Linked DNA regions of Mus musculus: all the other regions are linked to region 1. A link is a loop called in an ENCODE intact Hi-C map of the cell type or tissue named here. Cell type or tissue: left cerebral cortex. All regions are shown on one strand. Each heading gives the region's core, and the rest is flanking DNA. Links, peaks and the distances in the headings are about the cores only.

What was found. Hi-C counts contacts between places; a loop is a spot of excess contacts. Peaks named below come from ENCODE experiments on the same cell type or tissue, not always from the same donor. Only the 100,000 strongest peaks of a DNase experiment are listed, where the experiment ranks them.
Region 2: it touches region 1 in a loop (2.0-fold over the local background); 4 of 42 quality-filtered maps call a loop at or near these places.
Region 3: a loop joins it to region 1, with 2.0 times the contacts of the local background. A loop is called at or near these places in 8 of 42 quality-filtered maps.

What each region holds. Positions count from the first base shown.
Region 1 is chr3:98,011,285-98,016,823 of GRCm38, forward strand. Notch2 (notch 2) reads left to right here and starts at 2,254. Exons shown (of 34, transcript NM_010928.2): 1 at 2,254-2,487. The coding sequence starts at 2,415. In left cerebral cortex, for the core only: no CTCF peak of the experiment used is centred there; DNase peaks (open chromatin) are centred at 2,152, 2,574, 2,847 and 4,458; H3K4me3 peaks cover 1,717 bases; H3K27ac peaks cover 841 bases.
Region 2 is chr3:98,112,561-98,118,099 of GRCm38, forward strand. It overlaps Notch2 (notch 2), which reads left to right. Exons shown (of 34, transcript NM_010928.2): 14 at 450-595; 15 at 2,672-2,785; 16 at 4,141-4,260; 17 at 4,633-4,785. Among named protein-coding and RNA genes, the nearest start is that of Adam30, 45 kb to the right of the region's middle. In left cerebral cortex, for the core only: no CTCF peak of the experiment used is centred there; a DNase peak (open chromatin) is centred at 2,537.
Region 3 is chr3:98,059,354-98,064,892 of GRCm38, forward strand. The region is part of intron 2 of Notch2 (notch 2); the gene reads left to right. Among named protein-coding and RNA genes, the nearest start is that of Gm40103, 36 kb to the left of the region's middle. In left cerebral cortex, for the core only: no CTCF peak of the experiment used is centred there; DNase peaks (open chromatin) are centred at 2,739, 2,955, 4,261 and 4,530; H3K27ac peaks cover 2,343 bases.

The DNA of each region.
Region 1 (5,539 bases), core at 106-5,105:
TTTTAACTGCTAAACCATTTTCCCCACCCCTCTGCCTGTTATGGTAGGGGAGAGCAAGCTCGGGTTAAACCCACTGGACTGTTTCCCCAGCCCTGAAGGTTATTGTCTTTAAAGCTGTCACCCTGAGGAACACAGCTACAGCCACTTCTGGAGCTGTGCCTCAGGGGTGAGCACCTTTACTCTCTTTTGTATGCATGTTGGTTGTGAGAAATCTGATCTTTGTAGGTCAATTTAAAGTTTGTATCGGCAACTCACGATTTACCCTCTTACGTGAGTAGAGATTAGACTGGTAACACCATGGGTGAACAAATGAAAGTTAATGTTATTACTCTTCTTTAAACACATGGCACAAGCAGAAATTGCCTAGTGATTTTCACTAACTATACTATTTTTAAATTTAAATTTGGTTTTATTTTATGTGTATGGGAGCTTTGCCTGCGTGTATCTCTGTCCATCATGTGCATGCCTGGTGCCTGTGGAGCCCAGGAGAGGGAAGTGGATCCCTTGGAACTGGAGTTGCGGATAGACGTGAAGCACCATGTGGGATGTGGGTGCTGGGGATTGAACCCAGGTTCTCTACAAGAACAGCAACCACTGAGCTATCTCTCTAGTCCTCAATTATGCTACTTTTTGAAAAGAGCTTCTAGGGTCCCAATGTGACCGTTTGCAGTAAGTACTAGCTTCTCTTTCCCAAGGTAATGTATATGTGTATGTGGTATATTATTATTTGTGTTTGGTATAAGGTATATGTGTGTGACATATGCTGTATGTGTGTGATATATGGTATATATGTATGATATATGCTGTATATGTGTATGTATATATTCATGTGTGTGGAGGTCAGAGGACATCAGATATCCTGTTCTATTACTCTCTAACTTATTCCCTGGTTGGGGGGGGGGGGATCTCTTACTGAACCTGGAACTGGGCTACCTGCTAATTAGCCCCAGAGATTCATTTAACTCTACTCCCTACAGCTGTTTGAGGCATGTGCATAGTCAAACCTGGCTTTCACTGTGAGTGTTGGAGATTTGAACTCAGGTCCCCGTGCTTGCACAGCAAGCACTCTTTCCCGCTGATCCATTTCCTCAGACTCTATAGTGCTTATTAAACTGCAGTTTTAATGTTCACACCCATTTGCACTTGCTGAACGGTATTCTGCATTCTAGGTCACCATCTACTAATTGATAGGCACTAGTGATGAAGGCCATGATCCTGGGCCATAAAGACTTCCCCGTGTAGTCAAGACAGAAATACAAACAGTCCTGTGTTACTTATGCAATTCCTCGTAGTTGCCAATTTCGTTCTACAAATGCATTTATTCCTAAGACAGATCACACCCTCCACTCTCCCACTTTGGAAATTGTTAGTGTAATAGCTTTATCTTTTAAAAACTATGCACACAAACGTCCATACAATGTTCAGTGTTGTTTGGAAACATTTATATGTAAATGGCATTCTTAGAGTCTCGCTCTGCGATTCGTGTTTTCATCATCATTTTGGTTTTACGGCTGACGTATATGAAGATGGTATTTTCAATTGTATTGCACTTATAATTATGCATTATTCATCTAGTCCCTAAGGGTGGGGCATTTAGGTTACTCTTCACTCGCAGCTATTAATAGGTTATAAAGAGTATTCCTGGTTCTTCTTTCTATTTTCTACACCTTTGACTAGAGTTTCAAGCTCCTGCTGTCTCTTGAAAGCCTCCCCTAAATTCTTCTAGACCCTAGAGCGGACGATTCCAGTGTCCCAAGCACCTTGCTACACGAAGTTCACTAAAAGAACCAAGGATGGGTGGGTGGATGGACGGATGAATGAACGAAATGCCCAGAGCATCTTAAGGAATGTCCTCTTAAGAGTACTTTGGCGCCTTTGCCCTCTGCCTTCCGTTGACAGTCTCGTTTTTGCTCTCCCTCATTCCTCTAACCAGCCAAGAAGTGTGTGGGTGGGTGTGTGGGGCATGAGGTCTGCCTCTCTCTACAAGTTCAGGACCCGGGTAAACCCTAGTGTTTGATGTTGGGCGCTTCAGCCGCCCCCCTTTCCGAGCTCATGGGCGGGCTCGGCGGTCGAGCGGGCGGAGTACGGGGTGCTGCTCACTCAGATCCCTCCGCGCGCAGAGGACCGGCGCTTCTTTCTGCGGGAAACCCCTGGGCGCGCGGCGGCGACGGGGGCGGAGCCTCGCGGTGGGAGGAGGCCGAGGCGGAAGGACACGCGGGCCGCCCAGCCGCGCGGCGCAGCCAGAAACTTTCAGCCAAACTTCGGGCGGCGGCCTGGCTGCGCGGAGTGCAGGGGCGGCGCAGCGGGAGCTCCAGGACTCAGCGAGCCGCGGGGGCAGGGTAGAGCACGCGAGAGCCGGGCTCCTGGTCGGGACCCGCTCCCCATGCGGATCTGCTCTGGCTGCGGCCCCGAAGATGCCCGCTCTGCGTCCCGCCGCGCTGCGGGCGCTGCTGTGGCTCTGGCTGTGCGGCGCGGGCCCCGCGCACGGTGAGTACCGGGCGCCCGGGAGACCATCCCTCTCTGTCTCTGCGCTACGGGGACTGCGTCTTCCAAACTGCCTCGTCCGGGCCTCGAGTCTTGGCAACGCGTAGCGTCCCGGGTTCCGCGTTAGCGGGGTCTCGGGCGAGCAGCTCGCGGGCCGAGGTGCGAGTGTGGTCGGGAGGGCGGCGGGGGCTTGCGGCGTTCCCAGCTTTTGACACCCGGATCGGTCGGTTTGTCCGGAGGAGGAGTTGGGCGTGGGGCTTAGGTCTTGGATAGGTGGAGGCAGCAGTGGGGGAACTGGTGTGGCAGCGTGCTGAGCCACATGATTGAAAATCTCAACTGCTGTTATTCTTTCCGAGGCGCGGAGCTCTGCTGCGGTTCCAGTGTGCGTCCAGCCCCAGGAATGTGGTGTGACGATCCCCAACTCCTCCAACCTGGCAGCAGCTTGCTGCTCTTTTGGCACCGTTGGGGGTGGGGCAGGGGCAGGCGAGGAAAAGTGGAGACGTTGCTTGATCCGAAGTGCTTGCTTAGAAAGGCTTGTTATGGTGGGATATTCCGTGCCCCCTCGCTAACTTGGTGGGAGCCAGGAAAGGAAATCGGATCATATTTTACCCACTCCACCCACATCTTTAGATTTTACATTTCTTTGGAATGTTGTATGGAAAGAACTTCGGCTTTGGAGTCCAGCTCTGTAATCCTGGATTCAAATCTTCTGTATTAACTCACCAATAAAATGGGGATGAAATTACCCAGCTAATAGGATTAATTAAAAGAATGTATATTAAACCCGTAGCACTTAAAAGATGTTCAGAAAAGTTGTTTCAGGGCAGGAGCAGCGGTTTGGTCTGTGCTTCCAATGGGGCTATGTCTTGTACTGGTTTGAAGTCTGTGCTTCCAGTGGGGCTATGTCTTGTACTGGTTCGAAGTCTGTGCTTCCAGTGGGGCTATGTCTTGTACTGGTTTGAAGTCTGTGCTTCCAGTGGGGCTATGTCTTGTACTGGTTTGAAGTCTGTGCTTCCAGTGGGGCTATGTCTTGTACTGGTTTGTTGAACTGGTAGGGTCCCCCTTTACTCAAGAACAATTAACTTTTACCAGAAAAACTCTAGTACATTTCCTCAGAGAAGGGATGAGTTTCAGAAAAGTATGGTCTTTGTTCATTGTAACAGGCAGCTGACATGCCAATCGCAGATGCTTTGAGGAAGACTCGATTATTTATCACCTGCAAACAGTGCTGGGCTGTCCAGCATCAACCAGATACTTTCTGGAAAATTAGAATGTCATACATTGCTGGGTCTGTAGGTTTTCAGAAGTGGACCAGGATTGAATTCAGGATTGAATGGTTCCCGAAAGTTTTCCTCAAAACTCAACGATGGCATTCTTGCCTTGCCCCTTTTCTTTGAGTGAAGCTGTTAGCCCTCAGTGTAGACTTAGTGTAAAGAGCTGTATGATTAGTGTGGTTTTTTTTCTGAGGATGAAAGTGCTTGGTCCCCCACGACTTGTTTTACATAGTAAAGTAACTTTAGTCTTCATGACCTGTGTCTTTTCCCATATGGAATAGGATTCAAAGCCTAACTATTTTTCTCTTGAGTACTTCGGGGACTAGTACGTAAAGTGACTCACAAGTGCTAACGCTGGCAACAGAGATGGGATGAGGCTGGCACACGGGCTTTCTCCCATGTTGAACCCCAGTGCGCTGAACTGATGCCCCCACTTCTGCTAATGCAGGCCCTCGCTGTCACCGATATCGGTTGGGGCGTCACACTGAGTGTCAGTCCAGCTCAAATGTAGGCATTTTGGGTTTTGGACAGGTGTTCTTTAGATGCTAAACTATTCTCATGAAAGAGATTAAAGAGCTAGTTGTTGTTGCAAATCTTAAATCTTCCCAGGGTCTAGCAGGGAAGCTTCCTAATCTATTATGGTGTATTTGCCAAGGTACCAATTATAACTCTCCCTCCCTAAGTTTTGAGTGTTCCCGTGTTTGGCTCGTGGCCAGTTGTTAATTTGAACATCACTGGTTCCTAAGGCAAGGAGCTGTCAACCCATCTGTGTGAGCTTCTGAACAATTCTCTGGACCACCCCTTACTCCCCTTACTTCTGGCTTGCTTTTGGCTCTGCGGTGGGAGTGACTCCCTGGTTTTGCTGTCACCTAGACACTTTCTCAGTTGAATCCCTACTATAAAAAGAACAAGTTTTTTTTTTTTTTCCTTTAGGGTGGAGATAAAATTCACCCTATAACTATTTCCCGTTTTTCTTTCTTGGAGGGAGGGGGGAGTGGTTGGTTGCAGAATCTCTTGTTTTATGGTGTTTGGCATCTCTTTTCTGCCTCCTCTGTGGATTTGTGTTGCCCAGAAGGGCAGCCTTGGCTCACCTGGCCTGTCACTGATTTCAGGACCTTTAAAGAATGTTTAAGCGCAGTGGGATATGCTTGGATGCTTGAGAGAAACCTTATAATACATTTTAAAAATATCACACCCACAGAAATTTTATTTTGCCCACAGAATTTGCATTGATGTAGTTCCCACTCTTCCATTCCTGGTGACCCTCCTCCCTGCCCCTTCCATGTCCTGGCTGCAGCAGACCTCCACTCAGCACCCTGGTGTCCTGACACAGGAGGCCTGAGAATCTGTATTATTATTTTTTTTAAATAAGGCTTACAAAAGATTTTGACAAATTGACCGAGTGGGACAATCACAGATTAATTCTGCCTTCAAGAGGTGTATGAGATCTTGCCTTTTAGATTTTAATAGTTTCCACAGTGAACCCAGCTTTAACCAGCCATTCCAGCAGTTAACCCTTTTGACTCTTAAAGAATTCAGAAATTGCTAACATGAAAGCTGTAGACTGTGATTGGATCCTTCTTGTGCACAACTGCTTCTAAAAAGGCTTCATGTGTGAGTGATACCTCTACCCCCTCTGCCACGGATTCTTCTTCAAATGTTATATATACATATAAATTTTGGATTCTTTATAAACTTTTCCAGGTGTGTGTGTGTGTGTGATTGTGTGTGTGTGTGTGTGTGTGTGTGCCCTCTAAGGCATGATCTGGATAGGAATGCAT
Region 2 (5,539 bases), core at 208-5,207, 100 kb after region 1:
TTTGTACTAGCGATTCTGAGCTTTGTTCATGTTCATGTTTCCTTCAGATTGCCCCAGTATATTTGACAAGCCATAGCTTGTGCTTGCAATTCATCAGCTTCCTCATGATCCAGGGAAGCACTGTGTAGGTCTCCCATCTGAACATACTAGATGGATTCATGACTCTTACCATGTGGTGATGATTCCAGTATAGATCCATAGGAATATAGAAATGAGCTAATTCCTGTAATCTTTGTACTAGGGAGGCTTAAGCAGGAGGATTACCATGAGTTTGCAGCAAGCCAAGACCACATAGTGGTTCTAGGCCAGCCTGGGCAACAGAGTGAGACTCTGTCCTCAAAATACCAGACAAAAGGAAAGGTGAAACTGGCTTTCACCTATCTCTTATGTGTCTCTTATGACTCAGTTGTACCTTTGGACCACATAGTCACACCTCTCTCTTCTTGCAGCTATAAGTGCCTCTGCGATGCAGGCTGGGTTGGTGTCAACTGTGAGGTGGACAAAAATGAGTGTCTTTCTAACCCATGCCAGAATGGAGGAACGTGCAATAACCTGGTGAATGGCTACAGGTGTACCTGCAAGAAGGGGTTCAAAGGTGAAGTGAAGTCTCGGCTTGTTATACCCGCTGTTTGTCTTCCCTTGTGGTACACCCCTCCACATCTTGGTTTCCATTTCTTTTTGTTGTAGTTTACTAATACAGTACCATGCTGAGCAGTTAGTATGTCTGAGATATGTGGGGAATAAAAACAAGAGTAGATATCTTTCTACTTTCAGCTTAGCAGAGAGGTAAATTGTTGGGACAATAATACTTAAACAGTTAAGACTCGACTTAGGGGCGTGTGGGTAAAAGTGCGTGCTGCCTGACAACCTAAGTTCCAGTGTTTGTGTAATTGTAAGCTTCCTGGCCAAGGCTTGATTCTATAATAAGCTTCTCAGAAGTGAGATGAGAGTGTTGTACTTACTGGATCGAGCCCTGTGCTATGCTCAGGACCTTTCCAGCAAATCCTCACACATGAGCTATTCTGGACACTCAGTTTCCTGTGCTCTTTTGGGAAAATACATAGTAGAGGAACATGTCTCAACAATATTTTACAGTCAGTTTTCCCCGAGTTGGGCTGTTTGACACTTTGGCATCTTTTAGAACTACTCATTTTGATTGCAGGTTGAGTATCCCTAACTCCAAACATGGAGTCTTCCAAAATCGGGAACTTTTTGAATATCAGCATGAAGTGCAAGGTCGTGACGCTCTATTTCTTGTACAGTATTACTCTAACAGATTGCATTAAGTCACCCTCAGTTGTGTGCAGGAGGATAACTGGAGAGAGACACAATGACATCCTTCAAGTAGCTTGTTATTTATTTGTAAGAATCCTCACTCTGTCCTACCCCTAAAAAATCCTAAACAGATAAAACACCATGACCAAAAGCAAGCTGGGGAGGAAAGGGTTTATTTAGCTTACACTTCCACATCACTGTTCATCATTGAACGAAGTCAGGACCGGAACTCAAACAGGGCAGGAACCCAGGGGCAGGAACTGATGCAGAGGCCATGGAGAGTCCTGCCTTGCCTCCCATGGCTTCCTCGGCCTTTCTTCGGCCTTTTTAGAGACCCCAGGACCACCAGCCCAGGGATGGCACCACCTATAATGACTGGGCCCTCTGTCATCAATCACTAATTAAGAAGTGCTCTGTAGGCTTGCCCACATTTATTTATTGAGGTTCCATCTGTCAGATGGCTTTAGTGTGTATCACAGTAACATAACTGTCCAGGACACATGCTAAGTATGTCAGAGAAAGGAGATTTTTTTTCCCAAGACGACACCAGACAGACTTAGAAAGTCTCTACATCAGATACTAATGTTATTACATTTTCTAGGAAACTTGTAGATTCAAAAGCTCTTTTCTTTTCTTTCCTCTCCTCTCCTCTCTACTCCCCTGCCCCTCCCCTCTTCTCCCCCTCCCCTCCCCCTCCCCTCCCCTCCATTTTTTAAAATCTCACTGTAACTTACCATTTATCTCATGGGAAATGAGAATATACAATCAAACCCCGTTTGTTCAGTGAGCTATGAGCCCCTCTGAGCCCGCCATCTCCCTGCTCCCTTCTGCTAACAGTGCTCTGGCTTTGCCATCTTTATGGTCCTTGTTGGGTCACATTGGAGGTGCAAAGACAGGTGGATTCTGGTCTTGCCTTAGTCCCACTCTGTTCTTTTTCTTTTTGATCTTTTAGTGGGAATAAATTTTCTGCCTTGAAATAGGAGAACTATTTTTAAGGCTTTGGAACCTAGCTCACTGATAGCAGAGACTATACCGGTGGAAGAGTGGGCAGGCACTTCAGGGCTTTTCTTCATGAGTTTGCCCTTTTTCTGACGAACCAGAGACTTCTCTTAAAGGGTGCATGTTTAGGTAGAGCAGCATGCTTTTCAGCATAGCGAGTGCTCAGTTCATTATGCAGAATCCAGTTCCATAAGGAGGAGCGTTAGGCCTGAGTCAGGCCCTCCCTCACAGTTTTGGCCAACCGTCAAACTAAAATGAATGAGCAGGTGCTCCCATGACCCAAAGAAATGAGTGTCAGTCTGTGACTTCTAATTTTCACAACCACCAGGAGAGCTGGTGAGTAACTGAGGCTGACAGTTTGAGTGTGTATGTGTTTCTCCTCCTCCTCCTCCTCCAGGCTACAACTGCCAGGTGAATATAGATGAGTGTGCCTCCAACCCGTGTCTGAACCAAGGAACCTGCTTTGATGACGTCAGTGGCTACACTTGCCACTGCATGTTGCCTTACACAGGTGGGTACTGCAGGTGCCAGCATGGCTGGGGGGGGGGGGGTGTGCCCTGTGACTTGGGTAAGTGACGATACTCTGAGGACTCAGTTTGGTGTCACTCGTGGTCTCCAAGGCTTCCTTCCTTTATGCTTTTTAGTGTTTGGGGTTTTGTTTGTTGGTTTTTCTGGTGCTGGGGGTTGATCCCAGGGCCTTGCATCTCCTTAGTATTGTTTTGTTGTTGTTGTTTTCATTTTTTTACTTATTCTTCTCTCAGCAGTTGCCCCTTCCTCCTCTCCTGTAAGTTGTTCAGTGAGCTTCAGGGGCGCAGCTCTCCTGAGTCACCACCCATGTTGGGGTGAACTTTTAGATGACATAGCCATGCTATTGTGGGTCATCCTCAAGGGCTCTGTGACTGACCTCCACCCCCAGCCCTGTGTTTTACTCTTTGGGGTTTTAAATTTATGTATGATATTTAGAACCAGATGCCTACTTGGTCCAGAGGCATCTATCCTTTTGACATTGTAACATAAAATTATTGAGAAAATTCATGGTAATGTGTTTTTCTTTCTATATACAAAGTTTTAAGATGACTGTTAAAGTTGACTTTGTTGTCACTTGACTTTAGAAACAACTCAATATCCTGTAAACTTCCTCAGTAAGTAAAAGCATTTGCCACCAATCCTAAGAACTGGAGCATTGAGTCTGCAATTCACCTTCTCAAAAACTAATGTGTTTTAAAACATACCTTGATCCTTTTTTTAGTGGAATCATTTTTAATTTTAATTTTTCTCTAAGTGTGAATTCAGTATTCTAAGGCAGGAAGCACCCACTAGCAGGCAGCTGTTAGCACCTGGTGATAGCAGTAGAGATTGCCTGGCAACAGAGATGCAGGTATAGAGCCGGCCCCAGTGATAGCAGGGGAGGAAGCAGCCAGCAGAGAGACTGAGTTCACTAGGTGCTAGACAGGACTTAGAGTGTGCTTCCCACTTAGTCCGCAGAAATCCTCCCTGAGGACAGGCTAGGGAAGTCTCAGGGAGATAAATGAGCTGCCCACGGTCACCAGATTAGCTGCAGTGGGCCAATATTGGAAGGAGCAGGTGTGGTTATGTGCATATCAGATACCCTGCACATCAGATATTTACATTAGGACTCATAACAGTAGCAAAATCACAGTTACAAAGTAGCAATGGAAATAATTTTATGGTTGGGGTCACCTCAGCATGAGGAACTAACTGTACTAAAGGGTCATGGCACCACCAAGCTAGAACCTCTCAGTTGCTGCTGTAGCCTGGGATTCTGAGCACACCTGTGTTTGCAGTCTTGGGACGCCATCTTTTCCTCGGTTGATTCTTTATCACAGACTGTCATTTGTTTTCCAGGCAAGAACTGTCAAACAGTGTTGGCTCCCTGTTCCCCAAACCCGTGTGAGAATGCTGCTGTTTGTAAAGAGGCACCCAATTTTGAGAGCTTCAGCTGCTTGTGTGCTCCTGGCTGGCAAGGTAATGATGCTGGATGCATCCTGCACTTTAAACAAAGCCATCGGCCCTCAGATGACATGGGAGACCATGCTGACACCTGTAATCTCTGTAGGGAGCGACTAGCTGGAAGGGCTCATAACACCTTCTCAGATTCCATCTTTATAGTCCTCAAGTAGCTGAGACCCTCCAACCCAAGTGTTTCAAGCTGTGAGTAGCAGTTGGGAGGAGTTTCCGAAGGACCTCCTGCATCGGACCAATCAGGTGGCCTCCTGCACCAAAACACCCTAAGCTCACAGTGGACTGAAACTCACACCCACCTAAGCTTACACCCTGCCTTGATTTCTATGGGAATTTTCTTCCAAGGACTGGCTGTTCATTCTCCTGTCTTCATAGGTAAACGATGTACAGTTGACGTTGATGAGTGTATCTCCAAGCCGTGTATGAACAATGGTGTCTGCCACAACACTCAGGGCAGCTACGTGTGTGAGTGTCCTCCCGGCTTCAGTGGGATGGACTGTGAAGAGGACATCAATGATTGCCTTGCCAGTGAGTACACCTGCCCTCAGGGTCCCAGAGAGAGAGGGCCACGTTCCCTACACTGACATCGATGTCCCACACTCCAGGATCTTTAAGTCTTCCTTCTGAAGCTACTGTCTTTAGAAATCAAAATAGTAGAATCTGTCTTGAGCATCTCTCTACAGCATCTTAAATGCTGACAAACTACGGACAGTGCTGTGGTAGCTTTGTGAGAACATAGATTTTTGAAAGGCAGTAAACAGACAAAAGCTACAAGTATTTTAATACCTGGTAGAATTCATCCAATTTTGGCAAAATGATAGAGAAAACCATCAACCATCATGAATGTTCCTCTAAAAGTCGCTTCGTAGCTTTACCTGTTCTACTTCCTTGTCTCACGCCAGCACAGACCAGCCTCTGCCACCATAGATAAATTAATACTTTATATAGATGCATCTATATAGGCATGCTCTTGTCAGTAATATTTCAGGCTGGTTCATGTCCATATCACCACTAGGGTCTTCCGTCTTATTGCTGAGTGGTCTCCACTCTGGTTGTGCACATTGAGCATGCTCAGCCCTGAAGGACACTCACCCGTTCCAGGCCTTTTGGTTTTAGAGTATTCACATCTTAGGGATGTGACCCAAGTGGGAGCATGAGGTGTGTTCATGCTTTCATATGTACCGTGCATGAGTAGGCCGAAGGTAACTTGATGCAATTCTTTCAATGCATCTGAATGCTGACTGTGCAATGAATTTTAGTTGTTCTTGTGACATGGTGCTGA
Region 3 (5,539 bases), core at 208-5,207, 48 kb after region 1:
ACAAGTGTCTCTGCACTTCCCTTTGCCTTCGCTTTGGGCACAGTGGAGTGGTAAGTTCAGCGTGTCTGTTGGATGTTTAGTTTCTGTAGTATGAAAGGCCACAGACCACTATAAAGTCTCAGATAAGTTTTACTCCCAAGAATTGATCTTCCTCCCTCCCCCTGATAGGCAATGACTCTGTTTTTAAGAGGAGTAGTTAGGAACCATAATTATTTTGCAGATGTCTACTGTTTTAGGTATTTATTTATTTATTTATTTAGGTGTTGGCAACCAATCTGGAGTCTTGCTGTTGTCAAATGCTCTACCTCTGAGCTATGCTCCCAGTCTTTGTTTTTCTCTATACAGATGGTGTGGCATTGGGCTGTCTTTCTGAAATTAAGCATACTTCATAATAACTGCTTCTCAAGTGGCCTGGTTTCTATAACCCTGTTTTGTTTTTTGTTTTTGTTTTTGTTTTTGTTTTTTTTTTGTTTGTTTGTTTTGTTTTTCTCCTTCTCTTTCTTTTGCTCTGGTCTTGGGAGTTAAACCTAGGGACTCACACAGGGGACTCGAGGGTTCTACCAGCTGAGCATTATTATCTCTTGCAGAAATGGCCTTATTTGCAGTGAACAAGAGTTCACCTAAACTGTAAGCCTTTTGCCTTTATGATGTCAGTGGTGTCCTGCCCTCGAGCAAGTGTCAGCAAACTTCCTTAAAAATGCTAGATATCACATCTTTTAGGCCAAGAGTCAAGCTGACAGTTCTGTGTCACTTTATGCCCATTTAAAATGCCACCAGTGACAGTTCCTGAGCTGATGATCCAAACATAGATGGTGGAGTGTGCCAGCCCACCTTAGGGCTCAGGAGCCATTGGAAAGCTTCCTGTTTCCCCAGAAGTGCCAGATGCCAGAAAGCCACTGTTTCTGCTGTTTGTTCTTGATTTAATGTGCAATGATGTTCTTGAAGCAGAGGAGCTGAGATCACAACAGTGAACTACCCTTGATCCCTCTGCTGCCCGCTTTTGGTCGATGCCATCTCTGGCTGAGGTGATGTGTGCTAGTTACAGCCAGGGTTTCTACTAAATTAACGAGGAACATCATTCAAAGAAGTGAACACCACTCATTTTTCTTTGGCAATTAATTGTTCTCATTACCATCAAAGTAATAAATGTTAGTTGGTGTAAATGCCATAAAAGTTATCTTTTGTGTGGACAAGTTTTGGGGTTGGGTGTTGTGACAGTGGTGGTTTAATAGTCATGTTTGCTCTTAAGAGCATCTTGAGAGGCTTGCAGGTAAATCTGGCAGAGCTGGTGCTGCCTGGTGTCTGCTTCTGGGCACAGCAATGCAGTGTGAGCCTCTTACATGGGCACTGCAATCAATTTCTGTTGTATGTGACAGTCAGAGGGTTTATGTGCAGCAGATATGCACTCTGAAAGCTGAGTAACACACACACACACACACACACACACACACACACACACACACATATATATTAGGAAAATGTGATTTAAAGAAATCTATTCCATATGGGGTAGGGCAGCTTTGAATAGCCTTGGGTTTATGAAGGTTAAGAGGTAGGTGCTTTGTGTATCAAGAATCTTAATTAGCTTAAAGATCCTTTAGGTAAACAGCTCAACCCAGTGGTTCCCAAACTTCCAGTGTAATTGAAGTCTGGAGCCTTTAAGTTGTAAAGATTATGTGGACCCTTGCATCTTGCCCTTTGGCATCCGTTAAGAATTTGAACAGCTGAATGGCTTCCATATGCTAGTCACTGTGTTTGGCACATAGGGTATAGTAGAGAATAACTCTTGTCTATTAGAGAAGATAAATAATTGTAGTAAAGGTTAATGCACTGTGTCAGATTTATGGGAACATAAAGTGGGGATGTCCCTTCCAAACCTTCTCTTTCCCTTTCTCTCCTCCCTCTTCCCCTTTCTTCTCCTTCCTGTATCTTCCCCTCCTCTCCTTCTTTTGGGGGTGGGGACAGGGTCTTATTGCCTGAGCCTCTCGAGTGTGCTTACAGGCAGCATGAGGCTGCCAGCAGGAAATAACGTTTAGGCAGAGGCTTGGAGGAATTTTAGGGCATGGTTGTGACAGAGGGTGGAGAGAGTGGGGGCTTTGTGACTGACGTGTGCACAGGTCTGGCAGGAGGCGTGTTGGATTGTAGCATGTTCTTTGAGCTGGAGGAAGCTGAGCACAGAGAACGTACAGTGCATGAAGAAAAGCTACATTGAAACCGTTGTTTCAACACAATGCACCAGGTCAAAGTCTACAAGGAATTCAGGCATCTTCCCAGGGCTTGGGAATGATGCACAGTGCAGGAGCAAGGTCTGCCTCCATCAGCAGTAATATGGAAGTCACCCAGATAGACCGTTAGGTTAATCGTAACAGCATCTTATATACATTCAAATGTGGACCAGATAGAACTTAGTGGTGTAAGGAGTGCTTGTCAGGATTACAGCCCCTGGCATGCTGCTGCAACACAACACTTAGAGCACGCATCTCCTTCTCTCAGACAGTTTGTCTGTTATGGTGAAGGGTGTGATAAGAGCCGCTCTGTGATGTTTTAGTCACATTCTAATATTTTTCAGGGTTCAGGGCACATGGTAAAGGACTGATTATTTCTTCTGCTACATCAAGGACACAAGCCTCAGCACTGTCTGTGTGTCCCGGTTCCATCATTCAAGGCTGCTGAAGAGCCTGGGCACTCCGCTTGTTCTCAGAGCTCTGATGAATGCGCTGAGACTCTCTGCTGGAAGATAAGGGCGCTCACGACATTCCATTGTAAATAAAGCATGTGTTCCCATCTCCTCACTCCTTATACCAGCCTCCTACAGAGGGTCGAGTTGCTGTGAATGAGTGGGTCTGAGGTCGTGCCTCTTCAGCCTCTTCAGTCTGGATGTGTTAGCATCAGTGTGCTTGTTGCTTTATTCAGATGAGGGGGTGGAAAAACCTGAGCACCTGTGAACCAAGCGAGGTGGGGCTCCAGAAGACGAGCCCTGGCCTCCCGGCTCCCATGTCGGTTTTTTCCTGTGGGAAACTTTTAATTTGGAAGCATTCAGCTAATGTGGGAATCAAGATTAACATTTTCTGAAATACTTGTACAAGAAAGGCAGAAACGTGCTGTCCAGGAAGCAGATTTACATAGTAGAAAAAAATGCCTGCCTTGCAGGGTTTGGTAGTCTTTGTGTGTCAGATGTGAGTGTGTGTGTGTGTGTGTGTGAGAGAGAGAGAGAGAGAGAGAGAGAGAGAATGTGTGTGTGAGAGAGAGTGTGTGTCTCTCTGTGTGTGTGTGTGTGTGTGTGTGTGTGTGTGTGAGAGAGAGAGAGAGAAAGAGAGAGAGAGAGAGTGTGTGTGTGTCTGTGTGTAGGGTTGATTATATACAGGTCTTTGTTTCCTTTACATCAAACCAAGAAGGCCCTAGAAAGCATGTTTTACCACAAACAGCCTGTTTGGGGCTCCACTCTGCACACCAGCGCTTCCCCTTCTTACTAAGGAAGGTGTACTGTTTCTTTCTCTGGTTTTCTTTATTTCCCTTTCATTTCTGGAAGTAGCAGTGGGGAATGAGTGGGAGTGGGAACATGGGAAGATGCATGTGATATGATATGCAGCTTCCATTTTCTCTAATTACTAGGATGTTAACTAAGTCTGTGCTTAAAACAAAACAAAACAAACAAAAAACAAACCACAGCAACAACAAAACAGTCAGCAGTGAGCACAACCCATTTAGTTTCTTTTGCATAGAGTCACAGAGTTAAGAGGCTGAAGGTCTAGTGAGATGTGGGGCTGAAGTTCTTGAAATGAGGGCCATGTCAGGTTGCCCAGTGGCCTGGGCTATTGAGTACAGCAGGGGCATTTTAGGCTGGAGTCTGAATGCTTTGGGGCATCTAGATGTTTTCAGCCTGGCTTTGGGAAAGTTAAAAGGGAACTTTCACTGGTTACGCTAGCTTCGCCTGTTAGCAATTAATTTTATCTACTTTAACAGGGGAACAGGAACAGGGTAGGGGTGGGTGGCGGTGGCAGGAAACCTGGCTGGCATCATGGTCACAGGAAAGAACAGACTGATTTGGGGCCCTTCAAACTGTAGACCTTTGTTACTGACCAGTGTTTAATTTGGTTTGTGGGTTCTGTTAGCTCCCACCCCATTCACCTTAATGGCTGTCTCCGTCCTGGGCTCAGCAGAGGCTGGCTGCTGCTGTAGAGTGGAGGGCTGAGAGGCCCAGGGCAAGAAGAAAGTGGGCTGAAAGCTGCGTTCTGTTTAAAGAATTTTCTGCTGGAAACCAGCCCAGAGGGAGTCAAGAGGAGCTTTAATGAGGAGCAGCTGCGCTGCGATCAGCCCACAGGAGACATTTTCCCTCCATCCCACATTCTGCACAGGTTTTGAAAACTCAGGATTTTGAAATTGCTGTTGTGTGAAGAATGCCCCTCCCTCTTGCGTGTGGTGGGGCTTTTCTTTGTTGTTGTTTTTAATGACCAGATCCTCACCAAAAGTAAAAATAAAACTCCTAAAAACAAAACCAAAAGGGTTGCAGTAGAGCCTGGGCACAATTTGGGCTCACCCTGCTGCTGAACATTTGGTGGGGAAAGTGGGGGAGCAAGCCCTGGGGTTTAGTTGGAAGAGACGTTGTTTCCTTCTCAGACTTCACCCGTGTTGGAGCTGACAGAGCCTCTCACTGCTCTTGGCGTTTCTCTCGATGGGTGGCTATTCACGTGGGAAAGTTTTCTGCCCTGTATTACTGGGGAGACAGCTATTGCAGATAGACTATAGGTGGGAACTGCCATTCACGTCCCTGCCTCATGTCAAGAATGCAGGCCTGTGAGAGGCAGGGGCTGTTTCAGCGAGGGGGGCTGTACTGGAATCCTTTCGGATGGAATCTTTTCTACTGCGTTTCTCTCTTTCCTGCCTTCACCCTGTTCCACCATGTGCATGTGAAATGAACAGTAGGTTCTTTTGTGTCATCAACAGTAGACTTTTAAGAACTAGGTAATGGATGTAGCCGTGGGGACCAGGCAGCAAGCACCTGCCTGTGTCTGTGGCCTTGCCTGCTGTGCTCATCTCTAAGGACAGAATAAGACCCGTGGCTGCCTGGTTCTGCTGTCTTTTACTTAGCATAATATTTCCAGTGTTGTAGGATGTGACAGGAGTCTATCTCTTTTCACAGACAAATAATATTTTATTGTGTGGATATAATGGCTTTTATTTCTCTACTCATCAGATGGTGGGCATTCGGGCTATTTCTACCTTCAGCTATTATGAGTCATGCTGGCATGGACATATGGACGAACTTTTTTTTTTTTTAATGAAGAGTGCTAGTATGAACATATACTTTTAGTTACTGTGGTGTGTGTGTGGGGGGGTGGGGGGGGCAGAATTTTAGAGAAAGATGTATCTTATAATGGAAAGACCAAAGAATGTTAAAGCAGCAAGCCAGTAGTTTTACTTAAAAAGTACATTTGCTACATAGTGTTCTCAGTGCTGTGATGATGTGAAGACCCCAGGAGGGCAGGCACTCATACTGAGTCTGTGTCAAAGAGAGGGGGCCAGTGCTGTGCTCCCGAAT